2 separate regions of the Mus musculus genome follow, and region 2 is linked to region 1. Evidence: chromatin loops called from intact Hi-C (ENCODE). Cell type or tissue: left cerebral cortex. All regions are shown on one strand.

Region 1 (2,500 bases):
TCAATTTGTATTTTTTTTAAATAAACCTTTTAATTTATTCATTTTTTATTTTATGTGCATTGGTGTTTCGCCTGCATGGATGTTGTGCGAAGGTGTCAGATCTTGGAGTTACGGACAATTTTGATCCGCCATGTGGGTGTTGGGAATTGAACCTGGGTCCTTTGGGAGAGCAGTTGGTACACCTAACCTCTGAGCCATCTCTCCAGCCCACACATGGTACTTCTTAGCTCCTGTTCTCCATTTATTCAGTCCGGGGTCCTCCCAAGGTGTTAGCTACCACAGCAAGCAGGCAGGTAGGTTTTCCCACCTCAATTAATTTAATTAAGATAATCCCCCATGCCCAAAGACACATCTTTCTGGTGATTCTAGAGTCTGTGATAACATTGCCCATGCCATTAACTGTCTCTAACCTCAGTACTGAGACAGGCAGATCCCTGGAGCTTGATGGCTTGCCAGCCTAGCCAAAGCCGTGCACTCCAAGTTCATCTCATCGTGAGGCTATCTCAAAATATGAGAAGAAGCTAGGTGGCCCATACTTTAATACTAGCACTGGGGAGGCAGAGGACTGGGAGATCTCTGAGTTCGAGGCCATCCTGGTCTGGATACGGAATACCAGGCTAGCCCAAGCTATAAAATGATACCCTATCTCAAAATTAAATAAATGACGGATATCCATACAGGAAGACACTCAAAACTCTCTGGCTTCTCTGAACACCTATTTTACATAGCTATGTGCACCTGCACTTATGCTTTTCTGGAGGTATAGATCCATTTTGTTATATTTTTATCATTTATTTGGATGGGTATACAAATGTGGAGGTCAGAGAACGGGCCTATGAAAGTTTCCTTCTCCTTCTCCTCCTCCTCTTCCCCCCTCCCCCTTCCCCTCTCCTCTTCCTCCTTCTCTTCCTCCTCCTCCTCCTCCTTCTTCTTTTCCTTCTTCTTCTGGGTCCCAGAGATCAAACTCAGGTATGGTGGCAAGTGCCTTTACAAGCTGAGCCATCTTGCAGGCCCCTGAGAGGTAGATATAGAAAACAAACCCTAACGCTAAAGCTAGGTGTTGTGGCTTGCTCATACCTACCTACAATCCTTGCTTTTGTGAAGCTGAGACAGGAGGACTGCAGCAAGTTCCATGCAGGCCTGGAGCTAGAAGATCCTGCCTCAAAACAACAAACCATTGACCACAGTATCTCAAAGTATAAGTAACAGGACAGCCAGGGCTATACAGAGAAACCTTGTCTCGAAAAACCAAAAAAAAAAAAAAAGTATAAGTAAAACGCACATAAAAAAAATTATTAATAGACTTGAAAGCTCTTTGATTTTAAGATGCAGAAAGACTCAGCACCTCTAGGTGGCGTCCAACACCGTGCAGACTCCTCCAACCCGTAAGTGTGGCTCACTCTTGGACTACAACTCCCATAAGGCATAGCGCTACTTCATAAAAGAAACGACGGGGACTGCCAGAACTTCCGGCCTCCGAGACTCTCGTGCCTCTCTAGTTGCTGCAGATTTTGCGTCTGTGTCCTAGACCCGCGCCAACGTTGCTAATCCAGGATATTCTCTAGCTTCAGACCATCCCCCTGCCTCAGCATTTTTAGGCGTGTCAGCTAAAAGGGGTGTTTACGTGAAATTCATCTTTGATCCTAGAAATAAGTGACTACAAACCTCAGAAGCTCTGAGAGCAGACAAGACATTGGCCAGCCCACAACCCACTGACATCCACCCCTCTCCCACCTGTCTCCTCCGAGCGCGCCCCAAAGTTCCGTGCAAATGGTGTCAGCTCCCGTCTTCCCTTTAAGATTCTTCCAAGTCTCAGCGGCGTCCGGAAGGCAATCCCTGAGCACCAGAAATGACCTGCAACCGTTTCCCTTCCCGGGATCTGGACACCAATGAACGTTCCGATGGGAGTTTGCGATTTTCGTTTGTTTATATTTGGGTGGTTTTGTTTTTTTGTTTTTTGTTTGTTTGGGTTTTTTAGTGTGTTGTGGCAACCTTCAGGTGGATCACACTAGATGGTCAACCTTGCTTGCAAGCACTCTTACAATCTGAGCCATGTCCAACGTTCTGTGATATTAGTCTGAATCCGACTTGGTCCCCACCACTGAGTTCTCAGGACCTTGCTGATCCATTCTGGCCTGAAATCCAGTGGGAAGCGAGCAGATTTTAACTGCCCCCTTTCCATCCCTCCACCTATAAAATGGGACACAATCCCTTTCCGTTCTGCTGCCAAAGTTACCAGTGTCCAAGAGCAGGATCTATCAAAGGAAAAGTTATATATATAATTCTTCAAAGCTGTTTGGTTGTCGTTGTCATTTCTCTGTGTGGTTTGGTTGTTTTGGAGACTGGTCTCGCATAGCCTACGCTGGCCTAGAGCTCACTGTGTAGCACAGGATGATCCTCAATACTGGGATTACAAGTCTGTGCCACCTTTAGGGATTTATGCTAGGGGCGGAACCCAGGCATTCCAGCGCTACGCATATCCTACCAACCAAGCGACAAC
Region 2 (2,500 bases), 140 kb after region 1:
TTGTCCATAGGATGCATTGCCCCAGCACAACATGCTTGGAATGACCTTGGTCTTCCAGTTTCAATACAAAAGTCCCTTCTGAAACACTGGAAACTGGGAGGTACCCTATGTCTGAGGAGAAAAACAAAAGTTAGTAAGACCTCAAAGCAAGCTGCTCTCTCATCGAGTGTTAAGCTAAAATGAGGACTGCACTTGTTTAATACTTATAATATGCTTGGGGTGACAGTCAGTTCTCTCAGTTTTAAAGGGCCATATACAAATGTTTAGGAAATGACATCACCTTCTACTATTCTTTGCAAAACTTAAAACAGTAACTGGCTTTAACTCTGCTATATAAGTACTCTAATGAAATTAGGTTTTCGTGTTTACATACATTTAATGAGAACAGTAAATAAGGCATGTGTCCAATGCCCAAACAAGCAAGTATCCAGCCAACTGCAGAAACATAATCTTCCAGTCCCCCACAGAACAATCTGATACCTACCTCCACATCAACAGAAAATGGAAGTTCTTATCTGTAACATAAATAAAAACAATAATGGAACTTTAGAAAAAAAATAACAATTTAAAGTAGACTATTCTCATTATTTGTACTAATAAGCTATGTACAAAATTAGAAATTATCAAGTCGTAATTTCAAACAATCGACTCCATTTTATAAGTCAAAATGCTAAGGTCGAGAACTCACTCTACTAATTTAATTTTAAAACCAAATCAATGTGATTATAATACATACCTCTAGGAAAATTACTTAAAGATGAAAAACAATCACAGGACTGCTGAGTTTTTTTTCCAAACAAGACCAGGTTGGAGGCAGGGTTAACTTTTGATAGGAAAATCTATATAACTTCTGCGCTTGAAAGACATACATTAAGGGGCTGAGAGATGTCTCTTTTAAAGGATCCTGATTCAATTCCCAGCACCCACATGGCTGCTCTCTGTGTGTAACTCCTCCCAGGGAATCAATCCTACGCCCTCTACTGGCTTCCTGCACTACGGGCACGCATGGTGCACAAACAAGTGAGGGAATCCTCCATTAACATTAAAAAAAAAAAAAAAACCCTTTACATTTCTTTAAAAAGCATGGTGCATTAAGAAGCATTAATAGAAGTCAGTCTTATCCTTGCTGTCCAAAATCACCTAAATTCCTTTCGCTGAATCTGAGGTTTCAAAACATAATTTTCTTGCATTTATGTTTATTTAGAAAGTGCCGAAGCTGTCTCACTCCACTCCTATCAGAAAAAGTTTGGGACACCAAAACTCGAAAGTTCCAGAGAGTTCTGCATTGTCTTTCCCTATCTCTCTCTCTGTGTTTTCAAGGCTAGCATCAGACAGGAACATAGCTCCGATTTCAATGCGCTTCGTTTGGGTACCCTTTTTTTTTTCCTCCAAAAAGTCAGAACCAGTATGGGAAAGACGTTCTCTCGCCAGCAACAGGTAGGAGAACGCAAGGCAGTTTGGTTTCCTCTTTCTCTGACCATGCACCTCACGATCAGCTCCCGCGGCCCGGGGCAGAGGAATGGTCTGCACACACCCAGCCTCACGGGCCGGCCAGCCAAACTCCCGCAGCTACCTATGGGCGAGCCGGGGAGAGGGTTCACCCCACCGGGCTCAGCCCCACGGCCTCGGCCCCAGGGAGACCCTTTCCCCGAGGGCGGTGCACCACTCCGGCCCCGGAAAACGTTGAGGACGCTGGCGCCCTTCCCCAAGGCCCCAGCGGAGCTCGCCTCCGTCACACTACCCCGAACCCACGGGGGGCAACGACTCACCGGGTCTCTCAGGGCAGGGAGAGCCCTAAGCGATGGAGGACGGACGCTCCCTGGACCTCTGGGCGGCTCTCCAGCTCCCAAGACCTTCCTCCTTCAGCCGGCCGCGGCGATTACCACGGCTCCTCCGACGTCCCCGACCGCAGCTCCGCTGCCTCTGCTGCCCGGCTCGCCCGTGAAACTTTCCCAGGCTCCTCCGAGAAACGCTGCCGCCAGCACTCTCCGGACCGAGAGACAAGCCGTCAGCGACCCGGATGGAGCGGGAGGGGAAGGGCTGGCGGTGAGCAGGGCGGAGACCACGAGGGGTGGAGAGAGCTGAGGGAGAGGCTGGCGACGAGGGAGAGCCAGGCGACAAGGGAGAGGGGCGGTGGTTTCGCGGGGGAGGGGGGAGGGGAGGGGCTGGCCGGAAGTGAGCCGGGGAGCATGCGCGACCCCGCCCACTTCCCCATTCGTGCGCCTGCGCGGGAGACCTCCCAGGGTTCGTCTGATCCAGGAGCCTGCGCAGTGTTGCGGTTCCCTGCTCTAAGACGCTAATGCAGCCGGCTAGGGCTAGAAGCTGTCAAATGTATTTTCTTTCTTCCTCTTCTTCTTCTTCTTCTTTTTTTTTTTTGTTCTTGTCCGTGTGTTTTTAACAATGCTTCGGCGTTGACAAGTGAAAATTTCATTTTGGTTTGTCTTTCTGCTTGGAGGGTTTTAGCCTTTTCATAATTTTATTCTACCTTTCCTAATTTTGG

Evidence for each region. Hi-C counts contacts between places; a loop is a spot of excess contacts. Peaks named below come from ENCODE experiments on the same cell type or tissue, not always from the same donor. Only the 100,000 strongest peaks of a DNase experiment are listed, where the experiment ranks them.
Region 2: a loop joins it to region 1, with 3 times the contacts of the local background. A loop is called at or near these places in 8 of 42 quality-filtered maps.

The regions. Positions count from the first base shown.
Region 1 is chr10:63,381,753-63,384,252 of GRCm38, reverse strand. It overlaps a transcript of Dnajc12 not described here. Among named protein-coding and RNA genes, the nearest start is that of Dnajc12, 3.6 kb to the left of the region's middle. In left cerebral cortex, a CTCF peak has its summit at 1,343 (motif pointing right); DNase peaks (open chromatin) are centred at 446, 1,407 and 2,479; H3K4me3 peaks cover 1,104 bases; H3K27ac peaks cover 709 bases.
Region 2 is chr10:63,243,433-63,245,932 of GRCm38, reverse strand. Herc4 (hect domain and RLD 4) reads right to left here and starts at 2,136. Exons shown (of 25, transcript NM_026101.4): 1 at 1,770-2,136; 2 at 485-515; 3 at 1-111. The coding sequence starts at 33. It overlaps 1700120B22Rik (RIKEN cDNA 1700120B22 gene), which reads left to right and starts at 1,780. Exons shown (of 2, transcript NR_166111.1): 1 at 1,780-2,046. In left cerebral cortex, a CTCF peak has its summit at 976 (motif pointing left); a DNase peak (open chromatin) is centred at 2,165; H3K4me3 peaks cover 1,652 bases; H3K27ac peaks cover 1,147 bases.